Linked DNA regions of Mus musculus: regions 2, 3, 4, 5, 6 and 7 are each linked to region 1. Evidence: chromatin loops called from intact Hi-C (ENCODE). Cell type or tissue: gastrocnemius. All regions are shown on one strand. Region 1 has its middle 12 kb from the start of Gm31718. Region 2 has its middle 9.7 kb from the start of Irf2bp2. Region 3 has its middle 6.8 kb from the start of Gm31603. Region 4 has its middle 65 kb from the start of Gm31603. Region 5 has its middle 8.5 kb from the start of Tarbp1. Region 6 overlaps Gm51605 (a long non-coding RNA gene). Region 7 overlaps Gm39286 (a long non-coding RNA gene).

Region 1 (4,000 bases):
ATCTGTGTGTATGTGTGTGTGAGAGTGCATGCATGTGTGTGTGAGTTCATCTGTGTCAGTGTATGCTTATGGGTATAACTTAACTGTGCATGTGTAAGTGTGTTCATCTGTGTATGTGTGTGTGTGTGAGTTAGTTCATCTGTGTGTGAGAGTGTGTGAGCTCATCTGTGTGTGAGTTCATCTGTATGAGTGTGTGTATGTGTGTGTACAAATGAGTTCATCTGTGCATGTGTGTGTGTTTAAGTGTGTTCATCTGTGTGCGTGTGTGGATGGAAGCCAGACACTGACTTTAGAGCCTTTCTCTACTGTGCAACACTTTCTCACTGAACCTAGACATCACTGCTTTGGCTAAACTAGCTGGGCAGAGAGCTCTAAAGCTCTTCTTGTCTTCCATGTCTCAGCCCCAGCTCTGGGGTCACAGGCATGTGACCCAACAAGCCCAGCTTTTTATATGGGTGTGGAAGATCTGTAATCTGTGGAAGATCTGAACTCAGGTCCTTAAGCTAACATAGCAAACACTTTACCTGCTGAGCCATCTCCCCAGTCCCAAGAAGGATGTTCCTTGCATGGAACCATGACTCTCCAGAACCCCCACTCCCCGACCCGGAGACTTCCCCCAGGTCTCTCACTCTCATTCAGTGATCAGCTCCAACTCCATCTTGCCTCATCCTGTCCCTCCCACGCTGTGGGACACCCTACACCTCATTGCTGCTGCTGCTCTGCAGTGAGATCCTACTCCCTCCCTCCCTCAGTTCCAGCCTAGTGAAGACAACAGTAACCCGCACTGTGGCTCTCCTGGGTGACTAATTGGTTAATCCTGGGAAGGCCTTTGAAGCTGAAACACCAGTGTGTTACTCACAGGCTGGAGGCATGAACTTGCCCTAGGCCAGGTCTGAGTCAGCAGAGAGTGGCCTCCCACCTCCATACAGGCTGAGCCAGCCAGCCTAGGTCCTGCTCAAGGTCAAGGCTGTCCTACAGGAGAGCATGGCAATGTAAACCAAGGGAGATAGTGAGGTCTTAGTGGCCTGTGTGGGGTGGCTGTTCTGAGCCTGAGAACTGGGCCCTGTTGAAGATCACATAGCACTCAGTCCTCAGCTCATGCTTCCAAGATAGCACATGCAGCAACCTTGGTCAGGACAATATTTCCTGGTCATCGTTTGGAGAAATATTTTTTCCCACAGCAAATTCCTTAGGAGCCACAGCCTATCTCCTTGCGATCTCCTTAGGTGGGAGGGCAGTGCTGTCAGCCTAAGTCTTGGGAGAAAGATGTGGGCAACTTGTGGATTCCCTCGGCCTTCTCACACGCATCTCTCTTGTGAGGGTGGAGGTGATGGCTGAGACCGGGCCTCACTCTTAAAACCAGGCTGGCCCTTGAACTCACTGTGTAGCCTAAGCTAACCCTTTACAATTCATTTGCCTCAGCCTCCTAGCATGCCTGGCCATCCCATCTGCCTATGGGAGGAAGAAACTAGTCAAGTGTGATGGTAGGTACCTATCATCCCTGCATTCAGAAGGTGGAAGAAGAGAGATCAGGAGTTTAGTGATAGCCTGGGCTACATGAAACCAACCCTGTCTCAGAAAAGAAACAAAAGGCAGGCAAGCAGGCAGGTAGGAAGGGAAGGAGGGAAGGAGGGAGGGAGGGAGGGAGGGAGGGAGGGAGGGAGGGAGGGAGGGAGGGAGGGAGGGAGGGAGGGAGGGAGGGAGGGAGGGAGGCTGGTAGGCCAGTTTACAAACCAGAGGCCAGCCCTTGTGCTGATGCCCTTAACCCTTCCAGCAGGGTTTTGTCACCAGAGCTGGGAGGCAAGAACTGACAGCCTTTAAGATGCAACCCAGTGTCAGATTCCCCAACAATGGAGCAGCAGGTCCCCACACCCTGCCCCCCCACCCTCCTGTAGTGACCCCCATATGATCTGGCCCCCCAACCTCTGCCTTTCCTCTGCCCTCTCTGCCATTTCCTTCTTCCAGAAAACAACCTCCCTGGCCAGAAGGATTTCAGGCACTTCTGCTTTTGTTCTAAAGCCACCAGCTCTTATAATATTTTCTGCTCCTCTTCCCAGGGACTCTGAAACACACAGATGACAACACTTTAAAAACAAAGAGCCGAAGGCGGTGGCACATGTGTATCGCCCCAGCACTTGGGCGGCAGAGACAGGCGGATCTCTGCGAGTTCAAAGTCAGCCTGGTCTACAGAGTTAGATCGGGTCTCAAAAAAAAAAAAAAATTACATTAAAATTAAAACACAAAAATCTGAAGTAAAACCAGGAGGGACTGCTGTCAGCTTGGGGCAGGAAAGGGGAGAGCGGAGAGCTTGTGAGTGGAGGCCTGGATCTGGCCAAGGGGCAGGGCACAGCGGTAGACTGAGCAGAGAGCTTTCTGTTTGGCTTGGGTGGCTGCAGAGGTAGAAGTGGCCACTGGGAGAGAGCTGCTAAGATTTGCAAGACAAGAGCCTCTTTTCTCAATTCTCACACTGCCATCAAGTGGCCCAGTGAGCCAGTGCAGGATGTCTGTGCCAGCCTGAGCTACCTGGAGAGAAAAAAGGGTTGGGACTTTACCTAGGGACTCAGAAGCACCCCCAGCCTAGAGCTCTGAACTGTTCGGTAAATGCCAATCCCTGGCAATATAATCAGAGATGTATACATCCGGGCATGTGCACAGTGTCTAATCAATTCCATGCATTCAGGCAAGCAAACTCACAAGTGCTTGCTGGGAACATCAGCACACAAGGAGACATCTCTGTAAGAATCAGTACAAAAGCCACCGTCTCAGCTGGGCATGAGACAACACACCTATGATCCGAGTACAAAGAGGAATCTCTTCCTTTACTTTTATGTCATGGGTATTTTTTGAGTATGTATATCTGTGCACCATGACCGTGTACTCCTACTGCTCATGATGATAGGGAGAAGGCATCAGATCCCCTGAAACTGGAGTAACAGACAAGTGTGAGCTGTTGTATAGGTGCTGGAAATGGTTTCAGGTCCTCTGGAAAGGCAGCCAGCCCTTTCAAGTGCTGAGCCATCTCTCTGGTCCCATAGGTAGGAAGATGTTGGTCACAAGTTCAAGGCCAGCCTGAACCAGGTAACTCTGTCTCAAACTGAAAGGAATGGGATGAGATGATATCTCAGTGGGTGAATTCCTTGCTGCGCAAGCACGAGTTCAGGTCCCCAGAACCCATTTTGAGAAAGTGGGGGTGGGAGAGCATGGCATGGTGTTATGTGAACATCCTGGTGCTAAGGAGGCAGAGGACAAGAGGGGCTCCTGGGATGCCAGTGTAGCTGAACAGTGAGCTCCAGGCTTGGTGATATTCTAGAAAAATAAGGTGAAGAGGAACAGAAGACACTCAACATGGATCTCTGGCCTTCATATATACAAGGACACACATGCATGTACACAAGCACACCTGCACACAATACACACACACCACAGAAGACTTAGAACTCAGCAGTCCTATGTTTAGGTAACTGAGAGAGGAATGAGGAGGGAGGGGATGCCTAACGGTTCAAGTCCTGACGCTCTTGTATCTCTGAGGAGGTGGCCTCGCCTGAGGAAACAGGAAGCAGGGCAAGATCCAGGAGATCCAAAGTCAGCTCTGAGGCCTAAATATGCGACCCGGTAGGGCAGGACTTCAAGCCTCATTCCCTATGGTGGCCAGCTTTGATTGTCAACTTGGAACAACCTAGAATCATCTGGAAGGAGTCTCAGTGGGGGACTGTGTGCGTCGGGTTGTCCTGTTTGTGGGACATTGTCTTAATCTATGCAGGAAGACCCAGCCCACTGTGGGCGACACCATTCCTAGGCAGAGGTTCCTAAACTGTATACTAATAGAGAAACCTAGCAGGAACAAACAAGAAAGCAAGAATATATACATTTATTTCTCTCCATTCTTGACTGTGGGTGATATATGACTGGCTGTGTGAAGTTCTGGCGTTGATTTCTTACCAATGATGGGCTGTTACTTGGGGTCTGAAAACTAAATAAACCCTTTCTCCTCACTGCAACA
Region 2 (4,000 bases), 340 kb before region 1:
CCTCCATTTATTTTTTTTTGTTAATGCTTTTAGAAAATATATTTAAAATCCTCCACCCCCCACAACCACACAAATGCAGTCCTTGCTTCCAAAGTCACAGGTGGGTCAATGTCAAGCTGCTTTGTGGGCCTAATGATATGCTCAAGAGACTGTCCATGAATACCTCTGAACGGATTATTTTTAGAAAGTATTCACCTCTTCTATTTGCAGATCGTATTTTTATTTTATTTCCAATGGCGCCATTTATTCTCTAAGGTCACTGATGAAATAAGAAAGCCTGCACAGGGTAGAGTATTGATACCCAATGAAAATCAGCCTTTGGTCCCCAGCAGGAGGTGCCCTGTAGAACCCTGCTCTCCAGGAGTGAGCACAGCAGGGGGCGCCCTGCTCTCCAGTGTTTCAGAGGGACTCCTTGTTACCCACGTTCACATAATAACGGAAAATATTTATTTGGTGTAACCCAGCAAGCACCCTGTTGCCACACACCTAGTGCCTTTTCAGATCAGAACCCTGTCACAGAGACTGCCTGATTCTTAGCTCCTCTATGGGGTGAATACTCGTTGTTTTGTTGTTTTAATCATTAAGACAACTAAGTGTACATGATGCCATGAGATGCTCATAGTCTAGGAAGATTCCCCAGCCCTGTGTGTGGCAACTGCTGTGTGAAGCATAGGCAGAGAGGTGCGTTCCTAATGGAACTTAAAACTTCAGGTCTCAGCACAGAACTCTCTTGTGTCTCCATGAGAACAGCCTCTGGCTGTAGACACACAGCCACAGGGAAAGAACAGGAACTTTCTCTCAGAAGTTTGAACCAGGAAGCCTTGTGTGCTCAGTGTGCCTTTGATTTCCATCACAATTGCCTCTCAAGGTGCGAGCCAAGTCTCCAGGCAGGTTGTGAGTAGGATTCTAGACACACAAACCTCTTCAGTGTCCCATCCATGTGCTGCAATCGCTGTTGAAGCAATGGCAAGCTGTCACTAAGGCCTGAATGAGGGAGGTCCCTATCTCCCCAGGATAGGCACAATCTGCTCCAAGACTGCTGAGAGAGAAATGTCATCACACACACACACACACACACACACACACACACACACACACACAAACACACACACACACACACACTGTATTCCTTCTGAGACAGGAATGCGCTATGTAGGGCAGGTTGGTCTTGAACTTAAGACCCTTCTGCCTCCACAGTGCTGGGATTCCAGGCATTAGCCACCACACTCGACAGAGAATTAAAAAAAAATAAATAAATAAAATAACACGGAGCTTATTTTTGTTTCTCTCTCCCCCCAACCCCCACCCCAGTACTGCAGAGCGTTAAACTGAATAATTCAGAAAAATGTGAAGTTAACTGGGTAGCACCTTAAACGCGCTCTCTGGCCTTAAATTGTTTCTACATTATTTATGCCCGACTGGACAGCCAGCTGATCGAGCGCCTGATCAGACTTGGGAGCTCCCGCGTGGACTGTGTCCTGAGGATTGCTTCCCAATTGCACTTTGAACATGGTCCAGCATGGGTATGCTCTCTGCTCACACGGACGTCCTTTTGACACGTATGTTTACAGCATCAGCATGAAACATTTGGCTTATTATAGCTACAGCCCTAACCCCCCTCGCCCCCCACCCCCACCCTCACCCCCGGAATGATGGTTTCCAAAAACGGAGTGACATTTGGGCAGCTTTTGTCCGGAGGCTTCTGTAAACTTCACAAATCCCCCTCCTTCCCCCAACCTCCCCCCCTCCCCCAGCACACGCTGGCGACTAAAGCAGCCGCGTGTGACCCTCGGGGCCCCAGGCGCCAGCGCCCCCCCCTCGCCAGACAAGCCTTTGACTTTATTTGGTGCAGCACGCGCAGCTCCAGCCTGCGCGCGCATTCCTGCGGGCGCCAACTCACGCGCGGGACGCTAATTTTAGCGCCGCAGCTGGCGCGGGGCGCCGCCCGTGCAGTGGGGCGGGACGCACGGGACGGAGAGGGGACTGCCTAGTGGGGAAGCGGTCCGTGGATTGGGGCGAGGACCGCGGAGTGGGGCGGGGCGTGGGGGTACAGAGTGGAGCTGAGAGCGCGTGGGACGTGGTGGAGGCTCGTGGAGCAGGAACAGAGTAGGACAGGGTAGGGCGCGCGCGCAGTGGGCACACCGGAGCCTCCACGTGCCTATCTGCGGTCATGTATGAGAGGGAGTGGAAGCCCCCTCCACGAGGCGAGTTCAATTCCATGTGTTCCTCGTGGGCCTGACTCACTTCTTTCTGTAAAAGCGACTGGGGTTGGCTGGACCGGAGGCTTCTTTTTAAAACACTCCTTGCTCCCAAACTGCCACGCAAAGTTAAAAGGGGAAAAGGAAGAGCCCCAGCCTGACCCCGCCCGATGCAACCCGGGCTCCGCGATTGTGCGCAGATGCAACAGGACGCAGCCGCTTTGATGCTCAGCCAAAGCATGGCCCTTGTGTGCGCTGCACAATGCATGCATTGTGCGCATGCCCGTCTTGAGTTCCTGGGTCAGAAGGCTGCTGTGGCTCGGTTTATAAATTCTAGGACACTCCATTCTCTCGTGTGTGGAGTTAGCCTCTACTCTTATTTCCCACACTCATGGTAGGTAGGGGAGCCTCTGTGGACCAACCTGTCCACTGTGCCCTTGGCCAAGAAAAGGGTTCTACCCAGTGGCTTTGACCCTAACCTCACAAGTGGCTGTAGCTTGAGGTGCCTGCTTGGGGTTGTTAAAAGAATGGTACAGACACCCATATGGTGCTTATTAGAACAGTCCCTAACGACTGTGACCTGCCTGTGAAATTCTGATTTCAGTTGTATATGGGGTACAATAAATCTTTATCTTTTATCGCCCAAAACGGCTAATTGAATTGCTGTTGGCAGCACAAATAACAAAATGGGGTAACAGCCTGGGTGGAACGCTCCCTCAACCCCCAGCAACTCCCAGCAACCTTTTCCCAGTAGCAACTCAATCCAAGATGGATGGCTATAAGGTTATAACTCAGGTGGATCCCAATAGCCCTTCCTGTGTTCTGCAGATCTCTTGATAGCATACTTAAAAATTATAAGAGAACATAACTTGTGTCTCATTTAAAAAAGAAACAACAAAAGCTGGGAGGTGGTCGTGCACACCTTTAATCCCAGCACGTGGGAGGCACAGGCTGGATCTCCAGGAGTTCGAGGACAGTCTTTCCTACAATAGAGTTCCAGGGCAGCAAGGGCTACAGAAAACAAAACCAACCAACATTAAAATAAATGGAGGCCCTTAGCTGTGCTGAAAATGCTGTTTCTGTTTTGTTTTCCTGGAGACACCGCCACCACACACACACACACACACACACAGTTCGGAAGACGCTGTGCTGCGGCAGGAAAGATGTTTACTAAGTGGCAGAGAAATCTGCAGTGACCTAAATATCTGTCTTGCCTCCACGCTCATCCAGCAAAGCTTGACTCATCTGTGCCCCGTCCCCGTTCCCCTGGTGAGCATCTGAACTGCTAATGATACTGATGACTTCCTTAGAATCACTAATTGCTAAGTAAGAGTGGTTAAGATCTCCAGATTATGTAACAAGTTATTCTGCACAAAATGTACACTATATTTAGAAATATTCAAATGTGGTGGTGTCACCCTACACAGGATGTGTTAGCTCACCGTGCAGGGTGCACTGCGTATTTTACCAGCCCAGTTCTACAGCCCCATTCAAAGGCCAGCCAGTACCTGATGCTCTCTGAATTCTCACTGGGAATCCTGTCATCTTGGTCTCTGGATCTAACCTATCTTAGAGGAGTTTCTAATGTTTTGGGGGTAAATCAAAGGATGTTTTTTGATTTTTGAGCCAGTGTACATTATAGAGGGCCAGCCTCTTACTTTCCCCCAGACACATTTAAGGTGTTGTCATAGAAAAAACTTACACCATGCCAACAGTCATTCTACTGGCTTTTTCATTAAAAATAAAAGGTCACTTTTTTTTTTTTTTTTTTTTTTTAAACCAGGTGTGGTATCAAGTGCCTT
Region 3 (4,000 bases), 180 kb before region 1:
AGCCAGAGACGGGAAAATGAGCAAGTTCGATGTGAAGAAGGACTATATGGAGAGCTGTTGCCCAGCCCCCAGCCCCCCAAAATATTTGCTTATTATAAAGGAAATTTTTCCAAAAAAATATTTCCAATTCTTGCCTTACACATATTTATATACAGGGCATGCTTGTCACTCCATGTGTGTGGAGGTCAGAAAACAGCTTGTAGGAGGTGAGTCTATCCTTTGACCTTGGAGTTCTGGGGACCAAAGTCAGCTCATTGGCCTTGACAGCAAATGGCTTTACTCCCTAGCCATCTCAACACCCCACCTCACCCCATCCCACCCCTGATTGTTTTTAAGTAGTACCAAGCAGGCGCTCCCTACAGCAACCAAAATATCCTGACTCAGGTTAATAATTTATTGCCTCCCACAGTGGAAACATAAATAAGACCAGCTTCTAGTCCTATTTGGGTTTGCTCTGGCCTGTGGGTCATTCACCCATGTGTGGTGAGCGTACATGTAGTCCTGTATGCTCCACTCTGGATACTGCCCTCGACAACAGACTATCCTGGTGACAGCCAAGTGGACAAAACCTTTTGTGGTTGTGTGGATGAGGATGCTTCCTATATGGGGGCACTAACCCTGGGCTCTGAAGAGCAGCCAGAAGCCACGGAGAAAGCAGGGAGGGAGCATGCCCAGTGGGAAGAGAAGCCTATAGCTGCCAGCAAGCAGGGAGACCTGGGGGATGGGGTGGGGTGGGGTTAGAACCAGCCCTCAGCAGGCCACATGCCTGGAAGAAACCACACTACTGTGGAGACAGTTGTCAGGCAGTGCTGTCCGACTGAAATATGACACCCATCACATAGATGGCATTTTCTAGTAGCCATGTTTATAAAGGTCAAAACGCACAGGTGCAATTTATTTTTAGATCATATTTTACTGGAACACACTTCCTCTGGAATATTATTGCTTGAACAGGTGAGACCGCTCACTTTTTTTTTTTTCTAAAGGAACTCTTCGAAATCCACCCTGCGGCTGGCACAGTTGTCCAGCTCCATTTGGTGCGGCTGTGATTCAACTGCTCTGAGTCACGTGGGCTCGAGGCTGCCACGTCTGGCTGCACAAGCCCATATGTGGTTGTACGTCATGAATAGTAACCTCTCCTCCAGCTCAGGGTCCAAAAGAGAGGTCAGGCCAACGGGAAGGGAAGGGGCTAAAGATCCACAAAGGAGGTAAAGCCTCCCACCTCCTCCAAGAGAGAGCAGATTGGGCAACCCGGCTCTCTAACCAGGGCAGGACAGGAGATGGAGACAGCGGTCCCCTTCCCCCACAGTCCCAAGGGTGTCAGTGTGAATAGTGTAACCAAGAAACAGAGCCCTGAGGAACATTTGCTAAATTCTGCCAAGTGCCTGGACACCAGATCACAAGGCTGACCCAGAAAAGAGCAATTGTACCTGCAGGGGAGGCAGGGCAGGCGAGGCCACCCCGGGTCAGCAGGCGCCTCCCACACTGCCAGGGAGGCGTGCCGGTGGTGGCCTAATGTGGAAATGTTTGAATGTGGGGCAGCGAGGCACTTGGGCTGGCTGGAGTCAGCCAGGGTGACAGGAACCAGTCATGCTGGGGCGGGACGATGGAGAAAGCTTGCCAAGACCCCGACAACATCTTTCCTAATAAGTCTGGCAGGCTCCAGGCCTTGGTCCCCCTCTGAACGACCTCTCCCTTCCACTCCGGTCTTCTCCAAGGAGGAAGGAGAGCGAGCCAAACAGAGCAGGAATTTGGACCCAGGCCTGGCTTTCCCCTCACGGGGCTCTGCAGCTACTCCAGTGCAGAGTGGATGAAGGCCTTTTCCCACAATGCTCCTCTGGACACTTGACTGCGCTGGCCACACTCCATCTGCAACCTGGGCACAACCTGGGCTCAACTGTTGCAGCCCCGTGCCAGGAGAGACCCTTATGGAAACACCCCTCCTCTCTCCCCTCCTCTTCCTCCTTCAGCTCCCTGGGCAGAAGCCTCCACCTCATTTTAGGAGGCCCCTCCCTGCAGTGGGAGCCTGGAGCCACCCTGCTGGCTGTGGATCCTGGCTGCTGGGCCTGCTTGCTCAGGAGAGGTTTGCTAAGTCGGATGTCCCAGCCCCACTCAAAGGACAGGCACAATGACAACATGTGTGTTTGGGTCGGGACACTTTGAACTATGATTCCCAGAAAGAACAGCTTGTACAGCCACTCCGAGTCTCCCAGCAACAAAGAATGTACCGTAGATTAGGCCTGGCTTGCAAAACATTTTTTTTTTTAAAGAGGCACAGCCCAGTCCTTTTATAGGGTCCTGGAACAACGGTGGCTGAGTTAAAAAGCACAGAACAGCAGCGTCACCCACTGTCAATACTTCGTGACCTCCCTCGGCTCATCAGTTCTCCTAAGGTTGGCTTTTTCCCCGAGTCTCTAGACCCGGGTGTTGGTGAAGGTCAGCTGCAAATGGATGAGACCTTTAGGAGGAGGTGACCAAGAATAATTTGCTCAAAGTCTGTAGATGATTAATTAATGTGCTTCTGTTAAGCATAGTTAATCTTTACTCGGAACAGTCGCTGATAAGGGAGAGCTTGGGGGAAAAATGAGTACGTTAACCATTAATCCTGGGAAACACCATAAAAATTAGGATGGAAAACCGTGGATCTGGGAGAGGAATTAGGAGGCTAGAGGGGTCAGCCAGAGGAACCTGACCATGCAAGGAGGTGCACAGAAAGCTGGATGGGAGACCTTAAAGTTCATGCATGCTCAGAGCTGGGGACATGCATTTGTGTTTATATGCTCGTGTGTGTGTGTGTGTGTGTGTGTGTGTGTGTGTGTGTGTGTGTGTATGTGTGTATGTGTGTATGTTTGTGTATATGTGTGTGTACATGTGTGTGTGTGTGTGTGTGTGTGCATGTGTGTATATGTGCATTGTGGTATATGTGTGTATATATGTGTATGTGCATTGTGTATATGTGTATGTGCATTGTGTATATTTGTGTGCATGTGTGTATATGTGTATGTGTGGTGTATGTGTTGATGTTGTTGATGACTGTGTTTGTTTTCCTTTCTTTCTCTTAGTTCCATTACATTGTATAAAAACACTGTGAAAAACAGCATCGCAAGCATGGCACATTGCAAGAAAACCTGATTTTAGTGGCCCTTTTCATTCTAATTTCCCACAGCTAAGACCAGGACTCATTCATTCCCTTGTAGGTATTATTCTCTGGTTCCTCTGGAGAGCAGGGGGAGCCCAGGCTAGAGGAAGCCACTACTAGCAGATGACACCTTGGGGCCACTCCGCTGTATCTGTACACACCCTGTCTCCTGCCAGGCTCCAGAGCTACCCCTCCTTCAGGTTCTCATTTCTGTCCTAGAGAAATTTCTCAGCACCCAACAGCTTCCTGCAGCAAGTCCAAGAGTCAGGACCAACACTCCTGCCTGTCATAGACAGCCCCCAGACTCCACCAGGGTGTTTCTCTGCTAGCATGGTTGCCACAGAGTCTCTGCAGGTCAGAGACAAACCCTTACTGAAACCATTACACATATGGGGCACATTCTGTGTGCAAAACAATGTGAAGAGCTTCCTGGTCATGGAGGCTGGGTCCCATTCCTGGGGGTCTTTGGGGAAGAGGAAGAAGCTTGTGATAGGCACTTGAAATGTAACAGAAACAAGGAATTTCAAAACCAAGAGAACTACTGCACCCCTGAATGGCTGAGGTGGTTCACAGCAAAGCTCTGTGGTATCAGAAACTGGCTCTGAGGTCAGATTTGGGCTTTGCCAGGGTCTAAGTCATCCAAGGTGACCTTGAACTCACTCTATAGCCCAGGTGCATCTTGAAGTTTCAGACCTCCTGCCTCAACCTCCTAGGTAGCTAGGGAGGGCACCATCAGGCCCAGATGCAACAACTGTCTTGTTGCAGCTTAGGAAGCAGGCTGGAGATGGAGAACTGAGACAGGAGCACATTGACAAGATCCCGATGTGAGAAATCAAAAGCCTGAGACAGGAGAGTGTCCAC
Region 4 (4,000 bases), 260 kb before region 1:
AGGCTTCCACTGTTGTGAAGTGACGCCCTGGGGGTCATCTGCACAAGGACACCAACAGTGTGTGTGTGTGTGTGTGTGTGTGTGTGTGTGTGTGTGTCTATCTGTCTGTCTGTCTGTCTGTCAGGACAGGGAAGGGAGACACAGCTGTACCAGCAGAGACAGTGTGATACAATGGAATCCAGGAGGAAGAAACTTCAAGAAGGGCTCCTAAACAGGCTGCAAATGGTATTTGGGAGGATACACCCTTCCCAGTCATAATCTAAACCAGGGCCGGATGTGGCGGGTACAGGGCTTATAAGGGTAGCTGCAGCCTCTCTTCTGTCTCTGCTCTCTCTCCATCATCCGCTATGCCCAAGTGCAGTTCAATCATGCAGTTGGTGGGGCCCAGATCTAAGGTGTTTCTTACAGGAAGCTGCTCTCCTCAAAGGAGAGTCGGGGGTTAAGTCTGCAACTGTCAGTGTCTGGCAATAAATAAAAGGAAACCGCACTCCCCATGAATGGGGAGGAGGCAGCAGGAAGGTAATTTTTTTCTTTTTCTGTTTCTAAAGCATGAGTAAGATGCTCAATGTGTTTGAGATTATTTGGCAAATTCTTGGAGAAGGTCCCTTGTTCACTAACCAGCAGACTGTAGACCACAGTCTTCCTATCTTCCTCTTTATCCTGATCCTCCAGAGACAGGCAGGTGGGGCACATCTCTGTTTAACTATTAATGATTCATAAAACTCCCGCCCCCCCTACAAGAAGCCCTGGGCTTGTCATGTTAGTAGAAAATCCTATTTTGAGTGTGTTATGAAACAGAGGTTTTGATATGTTGCCAGATTTATGGAAGATGCTGGAATCAAGGCTCTGAGACGCTGGGGCTGGCCGAGTGGGTGTTACATAAAACTGTTCTAGGGACTCGGGTTGATCACAGGAGTTGGGGGATGTCCTGGAGGGTGAAATCAAAGACAACAATACAAAACATGAGCCAGCTGCCAAGCCCGGTGTGCTCTAAGGCTAAGCAGCAAGTCTGGGTGCAGTTTTAACCGGAGACCTGGAGACCTGCAGGCCTTTGCTGTGGCTGATCACACTCAGCCAGCCCAAGGAGTCGGGATGAAAGGCACCTTCACGGGGCCCTCAGGAGGGCAAGAGGCTCCTTGGACTGACTGCTGATTGAAATTCATACTCGCCTGCTTTCCTTCCCTGTCTCCCAGGCCTCCTCTGGGCAATGTGTAATAAAAAGGAGGAAGGTGACCTCCTCCAAGCTTCGACTCTTGTGAAATGCATCTCAGGGCTAAGGTGCATCTCAAGTCCAGGGCTGGAAGCTGATTTCTCCACACTTGGATCCAAAATTCCTTACTGGAAGCCACAGTCCTTTTCTCTTTCAGATGTCAGCTTTTGTGCAGTTTCTAAAAGGCCTGTGTCTGGCCAAGTGTCTTGTTTGTTTGTTTGTTTGTTTATTATCTTTCTCTCTCTCTCTGTGTGTGTGTGTGTGTGTGTGTGTGTCTGCAGGTGCAGATTTGTGGGAGCATATATGTATGTGTGTGCTCGTGTGTGTGCCTCTCTCTGTGTGTGCAGGTACAGATATGTATATGCCTCCCTGTGTATGTGGGTACAGATGTGTGTGTGGATATGCCTCTGTGTGTGTGTGCAGCTGCAGCTGCTTGAGGTATATGTGTCTGTGTATGTGTATACCTCTCTCTCTCTCTCTCTTTCTCTCTCTCTCTCGTGTGTGTGTGTGTGTGTGTGTGCAGGTGCAGATGTGAGGGGTATGTGTGTTAGGTATTTCACCTAATGTATGTGTGTAATAGGTATTTATTTTTGGATCAGGGGCTCCTCATGTACCTCAGGCTGGGTTTGAACTCACTACATCACTACATAGTCCATTGCTGTCAAAACCACAGCGAGCCTTCTGTCTCAGTCTCCTAAGGATTAGTATCACAGGTGAGTACCAGTGTGCCTAACCCAGCCAGCTGTCTTAATTTCCCAGAGACTGGATGGAGTAAGGGTAGGTGTGGAGACTAGCCAACAAAGGTGCTGGTCAGGGTGCTACCAACTAGCCAAAGAAAGTGCTGGTCAGAATACTACCAGCTGGACGAAGAGGTACTTCACAAGGCATGCACCAAGTGGTAGCTCACGGATGGAGGAAGGAGGTGGGGAGGGCGTCTTTCCATCTGCCTTTGGCCTCAGGCTCAATTTCTGCTTCTTGGACTACCAAGGACAAAGCCTTCATTTCTTTTTGGAAGGAAAGACAGACTTTATCCAATCTCAGTCTCTCTCCCTTGCCATCCTCCCCCAGCCCCCCCCCCCCCCATTCATAGAGTTGAACAGTCAGCCATGGCCAACTTGCCCTTACATAAGACAGAGCATTACCTAGAATCCTTCCTAGCTGAAGAGGCTGTAGGGAGGGGGTGGAAAGCCATTTGTTTACTGGTTCAGAACAGGACTTTCTACTTCAGAAGTCTCCAGGCTTGTTATCCCAGCTACGCAGAGGCAGAATTGCACGTTTTCAAAGCCTGCCTGGGAAACAGAATGAGGTGAAAGCCTGTCTAGACAGCCCAATGAGACTTTATCTCCAAATAAAAAGTAAGGAGTCTGCCGAGGCTATAGCTCTGTGATGGAATGCTTCCGAGAGTGCACAAAGCCCTGTAGCATCCCCAGCACAAGAGTAACAATAAACTTCACCGGAATTCAGAAAAGACATTAAAATAAGATGATGCTCGAAAGAGGTGCCAAATGGATCGGGCTAGCCTGGGCTACAAACCACGTGCCCCTCTCCCATCTCAAAAGAAATAAATTAAGACCAACAATAGACATTGACAGATTTCCCAACAAGGGAACAACCAGGACAGTGGCTTTCCACTGACGACCATTGTAGCGGAAGATTATGTTCTATCTCTTTAATAGTGCTATAGGAGGCACCTGCTTACAGACGGAGGAGGAGGCTGGGAGTGAATGTCTGGCCCTGGCCAGCCATCCTCGGCCAGCAATGGGCCTGCTGAGCCCATTTCAACTGAAATGAGATCAATAGGATTCATTTTTTCTCCTGCTGGCTCCCGAGTGATTCATGAATCAGAAAACTAGTTCATGAATCAGAGCGGGGCGGGGAGAAGGGGGGGGGACCATTTGTGCAGTCGGCAAACCTCCATTTCTTTCACGAACCTAGCCGTGAGTTGCATAACACTGCCTGGCACTTGCTAGTTGAAACCAGTCTTTTCGGAAGCTGCTTTACTCGCTCACCTATTCTCCTTCTGGAAAGGGGAGGGACACGGTGTGTACTACTGTGTGTCCAGCAGTCAGTGTGTACTGACTGTGTGTCCGGCGGTCTCGGTAACATTTCCACGACAAGGGAAGCATTCATGAGTCTGCGTGTGTGAGTGTGTCGCAAACAGCCTTTGACCGGCCTTGGGGCCCCTTTAAACCTGAAAAAGAGCCAAGTTCATCTCTCTGTGGAGCTGCTTAAGGAAGCTTTGAGATGGGGCAGTTGGAACATCTCTGCAAGGGCTGATTACAGCCTACTAAGGAAAATGAGATTTTTATCTCACAGGAATTCAGTTATAAAAATAAAATACAGCGTCTGGCTTGATTCAGCTAAATGCACAAGTGCCTGGGTGTTTTTAATTTAGTAGGAAAAAAAAAAAAGCCCCGGACAAGAGGAATGACCTAAAACACTACATTTAAAGGAAAAAAAGGGAGGGAGGGAAGAGGGAGGCTACAGGAAGTGTGTGTGTGTGTGTGTGTGTGTGTGTGTGTGTGTGTGTGTGTAGGGGGAGAGAGAGAGAGGAAGAGGGAAAGGGAGAGAGAGCCATGGAGGACTGGGGTGGAGGGGCGGGACAGAAAGAAGCCACCCTGCTGGCACTTGAATGCAGAGGGTGATGTCACCGGAGCAGTTGGAGCGAAGGGGAGAAAAACAACTTGAAGCAGTGCTAATCCCCGTTTGCTGCCCTGAAGGGAATGGACGGTGGCCAAGGCAGGGAGTTATGGGAAACCATATAAGGGTGCCAAGCAAGCTTTGCCGCCA
Region 5 (4,000 bases), 440 kb before region 1:
AGGAAGGGAGTTACGGGGTGTTATGGGCCTTTCTGTCCTCATCATTCCATGGGGGAGGTCTGGGTCTGATCTTGTGGATCACTGTCGAGTCGGCCTCAGCTGCTTCTGATGAAGATGATGATGTCGAAGCACAGCACGGACTAAGTTGGTCTGAGAGGCGCATGGAACTGAAGGGGCACTGGAAAATATTTTTTTTAATGTGTACATCTGGGGTGCATGTGTGTTCAGGAATGCAGGGCACTTGTACAATCTAAAACAAGATCAGAAGGAAAGAAAAATCTGTTTAGAAGCTAGAGTTTCACTGGACAGAAGGTGGCGCTGTTGACAATGGAGTCCTGTCCCAAGCTTTCCACCTAAATGCTCAGTCACAGTTGGAAAGATTGACAGTAGCAATCACACCAGACGTCTGCAGCTGGAGGCTGCAACTGCTTCCTTCTAGATTCTAAGAAGGGTAGGGGAGCTTAGAAATCTTCTGGGATTGGTTTCTCCAGGCCTCCCTCCCTAGAAGTCACAAGGGCAACATATACTGGGATGTGCCCACACACAATACACACACACCTCACACACCACACACACATGCACACACTCACACACTACACAATACACACCACACACATACACATACCACACCACACACACACTCACACACCCCCACACCCTACATACTACTCTCTTCCCATATCACCACACCCCCACATGCTCACACACACTGCACACACACACTCACCCCCCACACACCACACACACACACACACATACCACACACACACTCACACACACACACACACATGCACACTCATACACACCACACACACACCACATACACACACTCAGCATCTATCTCTGTGGAGAACCCTGGTAAATAACAATAGTTCCAAGAGTCTTCAGTGCTGAAAAGTCCATTCACTAGATGCCATGAAGTAAAAAGAGAAAACCATCTTTGGCAAAAATGTCATGAAGTTCAGTTTAAAAATACCGGGTTTTTCAATTAGTCATCTGTGGTCCTTCTAACCATGGTCAGTTTTCTCTTATCAGCTAATAACTGCTTCCTTTTCCCCTCCCTTCCCCTCCCCTTCTATTCCCTCCCTTCTCCTCTCCTCTCCTCTCCTCTCCTCTCCTCTCCTCTCTCCTCTCCCCTATTTCTCCTTCTCTTCCTCCTCTTCTTCCCCTATCCTGCCACCTTCTGCGACAGTGTTCCATGCGGCCCAGGCTGTCCTGAAACTCTGTAACTGAGCATGACCTTGAACCTCCGATCACCATTCCTCCAGCTCCTGAGTGCTGGCTGGGGTCACAGGTGTTCACCACCAGGAGCCACATTGGAGATGGTGCTTCTGAAGAAGCGGGGGAAACCCATTTTGCAAGCCTATTTTGTTAGCTAAATGGACCAGTTCAATAGTTAACTTTTCTATATGAAGCAGTTGATCAAGGCAAATTTACTCTGCATGGCCCTGTTTCTGTGCACCTAAATTGTGATAGACAGGCAGTTCCACCTACAACCCCTTCCCTTCCCTTACCCTGTGCCAGCACCTTCCTAGCCTTGGGGAAAAGATGGGCACCTTTGGAATGGGAGAGAGGTACGTGGCCCTTAACTCAAGCCCAGGGTGCCCTAGTTGCATATCTTTTCAGTGCAAAGATGTGATTGAGCAGCACCACCTAGAGGCTGCCTTGGAAATGACCGCTTCCCCACGAGCCTGCTCTATGAAGACCACAGGACTGGAGAAAGGACAGACTCGATGGATATGAGAACCGGAGTTTCAATAGTAGCACAAACATAACAAAATTAGATATGGCATTGTCCACTTGTAACCCTGTTCCTCTGTGGGTGGAGACAGGAGGATCACTGGGGCTTGCTGGCTGCCAGACTAACAACTCCAGCTTCAGCAAGAGACTGTCTCAGTAGTGTCAGAGCAAGACATCTGCCTCCCTCCTGTGACCTCTGTGCATGTGCACACACATATACCTACACACACACACACAATCCACACAAATATATATGCACACAGAAACATTGAAGACCACTCTCCCTCGAGTCCCCCCTCCCCCAGTGCACACAAAGCTCTACCTCCTGACCAGTTCTGATAGCACCCAAAAAGTTCTGAGCATCTCATCCATTGAGAGACCCCGTCACAGCAGGGGTCTCTAGAAGTGTGTGGAATTGGAAGGAGGTGGTCTGAATGAAAGCTTTAAAGGGCAGTGGGTAGGAAGAGAATCTTAAGAACCCATTCAAGTCTTTTTGCAAGGAAGAGCCTAGTGCCTGGAGGGAAATGTGGAGGTACACGCATGCTTGATCTTGTTTGCTCTCAGTGAAAATCCATAATCAGCATGAGTACTCTCTGGGCAATTTATTTTTATGCCTTGAAGCAGACCGCGTGGGAAATATTAACATCCTGGTGAATGAGCAGGGCCAGGCTGTTCAGCACCTACACACAGCTCTCTAATGAGAGGGGTTCATCAGGAGGCCCTGGGGTTGTTTTTTGTAGGACTAACTGATGGTTTCAGCTGGACCACCTTCCAGCAGCACGGTGTGGGGTCTTAGCACTTCTCAGACTCACAGGTTGGGAATGGTATGGATGTCAGGAAAGATGAAGTAATGTGAGCCTTGGTGCCCTAGAGGGGTGGTTTGAGAAAGAATGGCTCTCATAGGCTCATGTTTGACTGCTTAAGGAATGGCACTATTGGGAGGCGTGGTCTTGTTGGAGAAAGTATGTTTTGGGGTTTCATATGCCCAAGCTAAGTCCATTGCTGTTGCTCTTCCTGCTTTCTGCAGATCCAGCTGTAGAATGCTTGGCTCCTTCTCCAGCACCATGTCTGCCTACATACTACCATGCTTCCCTCAATGATGACAATGGACTAAACCTGTGAACCTGTAAGGCAGCCCCAATGACATGTTTTCCTTTGTAAGAGTAGCTGTGGTCATGGTGTCTCTTCACAGCCATAGACACCCTCACTAGGACACCTAGCAAGTGCCTGGGGACCTGTGACATGCTAGGCACTGTGTTGGAGCAGTTGCTGTCCCAGACACTGTTCTCTCTCTCTGCAAGTCTACCATGCAAGCCTACAGACTACAAAAGCCTGTGTTAACCTACAGACAATGACAGAAGCCTATCCCTCATCAGTCTAGAGTCCTGAGTCAAAGCAGAAACAAACTATATGGAGATTGGAGAGATGGCTCAGTCAGTGAAGCCAGCCTTGCATACCTAGTAGTCTACAGGCCAGTGAAAGAACCTGTCTTCAAAAAACAAATCAAATGTGTATGTGTGTGCACACGGGTGTGTGTGCATGTGCATGTGTGTGTGTGTGTGTGTGTATCTAAATGTATATATACTATATTTGGAATATATAGTATATATAGTGTTATATAGTACACATATATAGTATATATTACACATATACATATATAGTATTATATATTACATATATAGCATTATATATTACACATACACATACACATGTACATATACTGTAGTGGCTATTCCTGGTTGTCAAATCGACTATATCTGGAATGAACTACAATCCAGAATTGGAAGGCTCGCCAGTGATCCTAATCTGGAGGCTGGGAGATACAAGTTTCTGACCTGGATCTCAGCATGGAGATCTTGAGGCACAGTGGCTATGAATCCCAGAAGATTAAGAAAGGGAGATCTCTGAGTTCAAGTTCATCTGGGAGAAAGCAAGTCCCAGGTCCAGGCATGGTGGCACACAACTTTAATTTGGTCCACACCTTCTGCTGGAGACCTACATAAGGACATTGGAAGAAGAAAGATTCACTCTTTCTTTTTTGCCTGCTTGCCTTGTGGGACTGAGCAACTGCTAGATCCTTTGACTTCCATTCACACTGCTGCTGACCATTGTTGGGGAGCTAGATTACAGACTGTAAGTCATCAACAAATTCCCTTACTATAGAGAGACTACTCATAAGTTCTGTGATTCTAGAGTACCCTGACTAATACATACACATATACATATACATAATCTGGAGTATATAATATATATTCTCTAT
Region 6 (4,000 bases), 420 kb before region 1:
ATTCCCACCAACTGCATGGTGGTTCACAACCATCTGTAATGGGATCCGATGCCCTCTTCTGGTGTGTCTAAAGACAGCGACGATGTACACATACAAAGTAAGTAAATAAATCTTAAAGGGCAATTTGATTATTTAGTATAATAATAAGCAGTATGTTCTCTCTGGGATCTTTGGGGCTCCCTGACCACAGCACATGGACAGATTTGTGGTACCAGACATCTGTCTCCTCCTGTGGAGTTGGCCCCAAGTCCAACTGGAAACAATAGCATAACAATTACTGCTATTCACAGGGCTCTCAGCTTGAAAAGATAATTGGTGACATGTTAGCCCTGACTGCCTTTCAGTACTGAGAGCTGGCCACAGGGTTGAAGCTTCCTGGTCCCTACTAACTTGATTTCTCTATTTCCAGTAGCCTATGTGTGTGATGTCTTCAGCAATAGGATCCCCCCATCGAGTCTACTGGGTAACCAGGGGCAGAGGCAACACAATGCTCAAGTCTTAATCCCCAGAAGATCATTTCCTCAGAAGATGGATGCATTTGGGGACAAGGCCTTCAAAGAGATGACTAAGATAAAAAGCAGTCAGGAGGATACGTCCTATTTCAACATGATTGATGTCCTTATAAGAAGTAGATTAGGGTACAGGCAGTCATAGAGTAAAGACCACTGAGGACACGGAGAGATAACGGTTGTACCGTGCCCTTGGGAGGCCTCCAAAGACACCAACTCTAAGAAGGCCTTAACCTCAGACTTCTAGCCCCAGAACAAAGAAAATGTTAACTGAATCACTCATCGTGTGGGACACGACTACCGAAGCCAGAGCCATCTTCACAGCTACTTGGTCACATGTCAGGCCTCCTCCAGGTATCAGAGGCTCTTGATATGGTCTGTGATCTGGTCTATCAGCATGAACACCCATGAGGCTGGTGTTCTGAGGGTGTCAACATGTCCACAGGTGGAGTTTGAAAAGTGTGGGGTTCAGCAGACTAGAGAAGAATGTACATATGTTTCAGGCAGGGGTGAGACAGGGACTCCTGTGCTCAAGTGTTAGTGGAGTCGTGACAGGGAGAACATGGTCTGGGAGGGTGTAAGGCAAGGCAGACTTCTCAGAGCTGTAAGCTCGTGTCAAGTGCTGGCCCTGGGGCTGGGGTGCAGCTGAGTTGCTGGAATGCTTACCTATCAGCCGTGAAGTCCTGGGTTTGATCCCCAGCACGATGGTGTGATGATGTGCCTCTATAATTCAAGCACTCAGGAGGTGGAAACAGGAGAACCAAAACCTCAAGGTCTTTCTTGAACACATAGCAAGTTTGAGACCCTGTCTCTAAAAACTAAACAAAACTGGCCTTGAAGCCATTGAAGTCGTTGTCTGGTTCAAGAAGGATGTGAGGCAGTGAGTATCCGGAGGTATAATGATGAGTAGGAGCGGGCACATCTGACCTCCTTGTCTTCCGTTGGTGTTTTGAAACAGATCTTTAAAAAGCCCAAATGAGTTCCCTCTGAGTTCTCCATTAATGAGAAAAAGGCCCGGATGGTACCTGCAATGCTAGCCAGTGACCACCAGATGGCACTCTGTCCCCGCTGTGCAGGCTCACAGCCCAGGGCCTCAGGAAATGTGTCACTGTGCCTCCTTTGCCCGACACTCCCCCTCCTCCCGCAGCAGTCCCGTGTCTACACCACAGGAAGCTCGTCTTTGGGGACATGTGTGAAACTCCACACCGCCTGGCTTAGCTCTGCCTCCTGTTCCTCCTGGGGACATAGCAAGCAAGATCTCACCTACCCTGAAGAGGCCCGAAGAGTCCTCCAGGCGCTCCCGAGCCTGCGTTCTGGCTAGGCACTGAGCTTCCATTTTGAAATCTGCTGCCCAGGAGAAGCACACCCGATGGAAGAGAAGCATATTTCAGAACTATGTATTGATAGATCTGCACCCCTGGCACGAATGCAGCCCTGCAAACACGGCTACCCTGGCATTTAGACCACTTACAGTGGGGTGTAAGACTGACGTAATCCCCAACCTCGGCCCTGGAGAATTAATGAGTTGTTCATGCCATGAGCCGTGAAAGAAAGACTTGCACTGGGGTGGGCGGTTACTGCTTGCCCAGAGTGGCGGAATGAGCCATGGGGCTGGAGGCCAAAGGACTCGGGCCACCCATGCAGGGAATTAACTCCCAGAGATCCATCGCAGGCACGGAGGGCACGGAGCAATCGCTCCATTTGAAGTTTGCATGCCTCTCGGCCCTGCACATCTGAGACTTGGGGTCCATCCCATAGGAACCAGTCCATGACCAAAATCTGGCCGTTGAAAATCTACTGTTGTCAAGCTCTGGCTTTTAGGCAGAGAGCCCTGTCCTTGCTTTCAACTCCAAAAGCAATGAATAATTAATCATCACATTCTTGAATAGAAAGGACGTTTCAATGGATGAGTGACACTTTCAATAGGGTTCTCTGATATTTGCTGTTGCTTCCTTCTGTCTGAAGCAGGACCCCAGGAGTGAAAGGAAGCGAAGACAGAGGCAACATTGTGTTTATTACCGGCTGTGCTTTTGACCCATCAGAAACTGGAGTGGATAGAGAGCAGCTGGATCGGATATTTACCTTGGCACCTGCCCCGCACCAGGCTCTCTCTCTCTCCCATATGTTATATAAGCAGTTTCATGCTCCATACTCGGGGCAATGCTTGGCAGTTGGCTTTGAACCTTTTGTGTGAGTGTATGTGTGCACATATGCCTATGGGTGCCTGTGTGTATGTGTTGCTTGTATGTGTATACATGTGTGTGAAAGGCCAGAAGGCAATCCCAGGTGTCCTTTCTTCATACTATCTGTATTATTTTTTTGAGACTCTTTGATCTGACCTCACCAAGCAGACTAGACTGACTGGCCAGTGAGGCCAAGGGATCTATCTACCTGAGTCCTTGTCTTAGTTAGGGTTTTACTGCTGTGAACAGACACCATGACCAAGGCAACTCTTGTAAGGACAGCGTTTCATTGGGGCTGGCTTACAGGTTCAGAGGTTTAGCCCATTATCATCAAGGCAAGAAGCATTGGCAGCATTCATGCAAGCATGTTGCAGGAGGAGCTGAGAGTTCTAAGTCTTCATCCAAAGGCAGACAGGAGACTAGCTTCCAGGCATCTAGAATGAGGGTCTCCAAGCCTACCCCCACAGTGACATACTTCCTCCAACAAGGCCACACTTCCTAATAGTGCCACTCCCTGGGGCAAGCATATTGAAATCACCAAAGTCCAAGTCCCAAGTACTAGAACTACAAGTGTAAGCCAACACTTCTAGGTTTTTTTGTGTATGTGTTTGTTTTGTTTTTCTCTTTAGTGTGGATTCTGGGCATTAAACTCAAGTCCTCATGGTTGCAGGGCAAGCACTTTACCAGCTAAGTCATCTCCCAGATCCACACCTGGGCTCTCACATGAAGAACCAATGTTTAGAGAGGCGAGGCAGCTTGGCTTGCCCAATGTCACACGTGCTTTAGTAGTTGGCATAAGTCTGACTTCAAAGTCTGGGTTTATCTCTCAGCACCAAAGTTTCATAGACTCATGAACTTCATAGTCAAGATGGACCTGGTGTCTGTGTGTGTGTGTGTGTGTGTGTTGTTACACATATGTGTTAGTTGCTTTGTACACCTGTGCACATGTAGAGGTCAGAGGAGGAAGGCAGGTGTCCTGCTTTGTCACTCTCTGCCTTGTCCCCTACAGGATGACCTCTCAGCGAATCCAGAGCTAGGTTGGCAGTAGACAAGCCCGGGTAATCCTCCTGTCTCCATCTTGCACATCACTGGGGTTACCTGTAAGTGTGACTATGCCCAGCTTCTTACACGCATACTAGAGATTTGAACCGTAGTCTTCAAGCTTGGTCATCAGATGTTCTTGCCTGCCTAGTCATTTCCCCAAGCCCTCCAGAATTTCCCTACGATGAAAGCTAAATAAATGTGACCATATATGAAGTCAAAGGCTGAAGCTGGAAGACTGAGACTTCAGGATTCAGAGAGCCTGGA
Region 7 (4,000 bases), 350 kb before region 1:
TAAGATGAAAGCCGCTCCCTCAGTGCCTAGTGTCTGTAGACAGAGCCTATGAAGAGTTCTGCTTTGCCTAAAGGACTGAAGGGTGTTAGGGGAGTGGACCAGCCTGGCTTCACAATCTCTTCAACTGTGTCCTTTGGCGTGTGTATGTGCACGCGTATCTTGTTATCAGGGACTCACAATTTGTTTGTTTGTATTGAGGATTTCTGTATGGGTTCTGGGGAATCCAGCTCAAACATGCTTGGGAGGCAACATTTTACTGAATGAACGATTCCTCACCACCCAACCTACACACCACCTCCTGCCTCGGGTTTGGTTAAGCAGTCAATGTGGATAACAGGAAATGTCCCCACAGGCACGCGTGTTTGAATACTTGGTCCCCAGCTGGTAGCACTCTCTTGAGGGGTTATAGAACCCTTGGGGCAGGTGGCATGGTTGTTGGAAGTCTCTGGAGGCCAGTCTCGGAGCAGGACAGCCTAGCCCCACTTCCAGGTGGAGTTTTCTGTGTTCAGCAAGATGCGAACAAGCTGAGCAGGATCTTCCTGCAACGCAGACGTTAGCAGCCATGTCATCCCCACTGAGATGTTTGGTGTTCCAACCAAAACAAATGTCCCTCCTTTGGGATGCTTCCCTCAGGAATGTTGTCAGTAGGGACTGGAAGTGTAAATGATGCCCTAGGGGGAGGGGTGCTGAGCACAAAGGGATCAAGGTCAAATCAGGCACAGTCTAGGTCCTCAAGGACATAGGGTTCCACCGTTTCCCACAGAAACATTGGCCCTCTACAGTAGCAGCAGGGTCCACTCCATGCTTATCAGAAATGCTTGGGCCTTGGGTTCACTCTGGATTTTAACAGGTTTCCCAGTGGGCACACAGAGGGGTGAAGTGGACTGTCTACAGGGTAGGCACTGTCTACACGGGACACACCTAATTTCTGCAGAGTGTAATTATGATCAGGTTTTGGGTTGGTATTATTATTTAGCTTTCATGGACAGTCTCAGCTTATTACAAATCCAACCAGGAGCATATGTGACTGCCACAGGATTCATGGGCACAGTCATGAAGACAGTGAGTGCCTGAGGAAGTGGAAAGTCCCTGCAGCTGCCCAGCTCCAGCCTGGGAGGCTTAATGGAGGGAGCCAGCAGGGCAGCATAGGAGCAGAAGAGGAAGTGGACATCTGTTTCTTCAGAGGACACTCGAAAGGACAGTAGCTTCACCGGAGCCCGAGAAAGCAGGTTTGGGAGGAGAACCTTCCTTGTGGCCTCATCTATGACGTACACCACCCTCTTGGGCTCTGAACATCAAGTGGCTCTCCATAAACCACCTCCTGGCCCTGTATGATGTCTGCACATGGTCACTGAGTGGAGGACGTTCTCAGGGCACCAAATGTGCCAGCAGCTCAGAGGCAATGACTTCCATTTGTCCCGTGTACTCTACAGAAGGAAGGGTTCTTGGGACTGATGTGGGATTTTATTATTTATTCCTCAGTGTGTGTTATGTAAATGTGTGTGTGCATTGTGTTTGTTATGTAAATGTGTGTTTGTGTCTGGTATGGTCTGTCCAAGCAGGATGACCAGGCATGGAGATTGGGGAGACAGAGTGAGTGAGTTGTATTCCCAGACAAGAGCCTCAGTTGTGACCTGGACACAGCTCTGCTGGGCTCGAGGAGAGAGACGCATCATCAGTGACATCTTAAACCAGGGTTCCCTTTCATCTTAAACCAGGGTTCCCTTTCACCCAGTGCAGGTGGAGCATAAAAATACCCACTGTGGGCATATTTCCTACAGAGGGGAGGGAGCTCTCGGTCATGGGGAAAGCTGTCTAAATAAAGACACTCCAGGGGAGGGACAGCTAGGCTTCACCAAGTTTCTTCACCCAGAGTCATCTGAGTGGACACTGTGCCAAGCTGCCTCTGGGGAAACTAGAGGGAAGTGTCACCACCCTAAAGCCCACATGGGGGGTGAGGGGCAGGGGTGGGGGAGGTGAACCCAGTGAGAGTGTAGCTCCTCAGCTTCTCCTCAGAGGAGCCCAACAGGCCGAGCCAGCGGGGCAATTGTGCCCATAGTGACATGACCCTCTCTCTGCAGAGCTTCTACCCGCTCCTGCTTCCTGCAGCAGCCACTGGGGCACCTTGCCCATCCCACAACCAGCGTTATTTTCAAGCTACCCAAAAATAACAACATTTGATACGAGGCCTCTGAGGCTTTGGCTGTGGTCATGTTTCTAAATTCTTGACTCAAGGGCAGTAAATGAGAGCACTCCTCTCTCTCTCCTCTCTCCCTCTTTCTCTCTCTCCCTGCCTTCCTGTCTCCCTCCCTCCCCCTAGCCGGACTACTTTTCTCATCTTGAGATGTTGGGAGAACCCCAGCCAAGGGATCAGGGCTCAATGGGCCACAGGATATTAATAGTGGTGTTGAGATCATAACACAAGGCTCTTTGTACCACCATGCTCTGAGCCCCAGGGGGAAAAAAAAGCTTCCAAACAGCTCAGAGAGCGTGCCAGCGTGGGGCTGTGTGTGGGGTGAGTCCCGCCTTGCTGAGCTCGGCCACATTCTCCGTTCCTTCGTTTGTCCATTCCACATTCCACATTCCACGGTGAGGATCTATTTCCAGCGTTGCAGAGTACACAAGCCACCCTATTCATGAAATGCATGCTGGGAAGCATTCTTCCCTGCGGATGTTTGTGTGCTCCTGGGAGCTTGCAGACATGGAGCAAATGCGAGCAGCTTGCAAGCCAGGACCCGGGGGCTCTGGGCCTTTGTCTTCCTCGCTGCTTGCTCCTCATTTCCACGTGCAGTAAATTCCCTCTTCTTGTTCCTAAAATGAGAGTGAGTATGCCGTTCACTGAAGGTTGGCTCTGAGTGGTAGGCGACACTGGTTTGGAAATGAAGAGACCTGGGATGACAAGATGATTCTGTGGGTGAAAATGTTTGCCGCCAAGTCTGACATCTGAAGTCAGCCCTCTGGACCCACCTGGTAGGAGGTGGAAGAGGCTGTTGTAAGTTCTGTGACTTCCTCACACAGACACACAGAGACAGTAAAGAGCTGGAGAGATGGCTCTGGAGTTACAAATGCTTGCTCCCATCCAGAGGATGCAGGTTTGGTACTCAGCACCTGCCTCAGGCTCACAACCACCTGTAATGTTAGCTCCAGAGGGTTTGATGCCTCTGGTCTCCGAGACTCCCTGAATTCACATGCAGGTATCCACACATATCCACATAGTTAAAAATAAGACTTTATTTTTTAAAAAAGGAAGTAAGGAGACTCAACTCTTGCTTTGAGGCTCTCTTTAAACGGGAGCGATTATCTTAATTAAACTACATTTTCATCAGGGGGCCAGTCCCTTGATGTGTTAAACGGAAGGAGCAGAACGCTCCATTAATTTTCTTCCAGTGGTATTTGGAGACCCAGGGGCATCAGGACACTGATTCACTGTGACGGGACTGAGCTGTACTTCTGGGTGACTGTGGTGAGCCTTGGGTGGCATTATAAGGGGTGTCAAACCTCTCTATGACAGTAACATTCATCTGCTCCAACAGAAGTTCTGTCACCCTCTGGAAGGGGCCAGGCTGAAGGCCATGTGACTTAGCAGCTGACACATGCAATCATTCTCAGAAGTGTGTGGCCCAAAGTGAGTGCTGCCTCCTGGGAAATGGGGTTTCAGAAATAGAAAGTTCAGGTTGTAAGCCTACTGGGCGGGATCTGGAGCTCCAGGTGCTGGCAGGGCCCTCTGGGGCAGCCCAGAGGCAGGCCATTCAGTGTGTAAATTCTAAACCTGTAAGGGGAAAAAAATGGAAGGATTCTCTTAGCATTTGGAAGTTGTAAAATAAAATCCCTGTTGGCAGGAGCATTTTTGTTCTGCAGGCCTGTACTTCTGAGCAGCTGTTCTGAGCTTACCCAGTCATTGTGCATGTGATGTGATGTGATGTGATATAATGTGATGTGTGTGTGTGTGTGTATACATGTGAGCATGTGGTATGTGTGTGTGGTGGGCTAGCCTGTGTAT

Evidence for each region. Peaks named below come from ENCODE experiments on the same cell type or tissue, not always from the same donor. Only the 100,000 strongest peaks of a DNase experiment are listed, where the experiment ranks them.
Region 2: it touches region 1 in a loop (2.8-fold over the local background); 25 of 42 quality-filtered maps call a loop at or near these places.
Region 3: it touches region 1 in a loop (4-fold over the local background); 9 of 42 quality-filtered maps call a loop at or near these places.
Region 4: a loop joins it to region 1, with 3 times the contacts of the local background. A loop is called at or near these places in 10 of 42 quality-filtered maps.
Region 5: it touches region 1 in a loop (5-fold over the local background); 38 of 42 quality-filtered maps call a loop at or near these places.
Region 6: it touches region 1 in a loop (9-fold over the local background); 38 of 42 quality-filtered maps call a loop at or near these places.
Region 7: a loop joins it to region 1, with 2.4 times the contacts of the local background. A loop is called at or near these places in 3 of 42 quality-filtered maps.

Annotation. Positions count from the first base shown.
Region 1 is chr8:126,918,608-126,922,607 of GRCm38, forward strand. No RefSeq gene overlaps it. Among named protein-coding and RNA genes, the nearest start is that of Gm31718, 12 kb to the left of the region's middle. In gastrocnemius, a CTCF peak has its summit at 2,468 (motif pointing left); a DNase peak (open chromatin) is centred at 2,437; H3K4me3 peaks cover 349 bases; H3K27ac peaks cover 2,077 bases.
Region 2 is chr8:126,582,320-126,586,319 of GRCm38, forward strand. No RefSeq gene overlaps it. Among named protein-coding and RNA genes, the nearest start is that of Irf2bp2, 9.7 kb to the right of the region's middle. In gastrocnemius, a CTCF peak has its summit at 365 (motif pointing right); DNase peaks (open chromatin) are centred at 375, 1,497, 1,937 and 2,411; H3K4me3 peaks cover 2,834 bases; H3K27ac peaks cover 4,000 bases.
Region 3 is chr8:126,734,512-126,738,511 of GRCm38, forward strand. No RefSeq gene overlaps it. Among named protein-coding and RNA genes, the nearest start is that of Gm31603, 6.8 kb to the left of the region's middle. In gastrocnemius, a CTCF peak has its summit at 2,351; DNase peaks (open chromatin) are centred at 695, 1,106, 1,718 and 2,306; H3K4me3 peaks cover 1,901 bases; H3K27ac peaks cover 4,000 bases.
Region 4 is chr8:126,662,608-126,666,607 of GRCm38, forward strand. No RefSeq gene overlaps it. Among named protein-coding and RNA genes, the nearest start is that of Gm31603, 65 kb to the right of the region's middle. RefSeq lists an enhancer at 2,814-4,000. In gastrocnemius, no CTCF peak of the experiment used is centred here; DNase peaks (open chromatin) are centred at 959, 2,112, 2,719, 3,073 and 1 more place; H3K4me3 peaks cover 1,287 bases; H3K27ac peaks cover 4,000 bases.
Region 5 is chr8:126,481,519-126,485,518 of GRCm38, forward strand. No RefSeq gene overlaps it. Among named protein-coding and RNA genes, the nearest start is that of Tarbp1, 8.5 kb to the left of the region's middle. In gastrocnemius, CTCF peaks have their summits at 307 (motif pointing right) and 1,666 (motif pointing left); DNase peaks (open chromatin) are centred at 325 and 1,651.
Region 6 is chr8:126,496,113-126,500,112 of GRCm38, forward strand. It overlaps Gm51605 (a long non-coding RNA gene), which reads right to left. Exons shown (of 2, transcript XR_003947621.1): 1 at 1,176-4,000. Among named protein-coding and RNA genes, the nearest start is that of Gm51605, 2.6 kb to the right of the region's middle. In gastrocnemius, a CTCF peak has its summit at 1,562 (motif pointing right); DNase peaks (open chromatin) are centred at 1,144, 1,602 and 2,068; H3K4me3 peaks cover 1,075 bases; H3K27ac peaks cover 2,277 bases.
Region 7 is chr8:126,564,293-126,568,292 of GRCm38, forward strand. It overlaps Gm39286 (a long non-coding RNA gene), which reads right to left. Exons shown (of 3, transcript XR_879365.3): 3 at 3,042-3,769. Among named protein-coding and RNA genes, the nearest start is that of Gm39286, 5.6 kb to the right of the region's middle. In gastrocnemius, a CTCF peak has its summit at 2,046; DNase peaks (open chromatin) are centred at 2,015, 2,508 and 2,678; H3K4me3 peaks cover 2,409 bases; H3K27ac peaks cover 4,000 bases.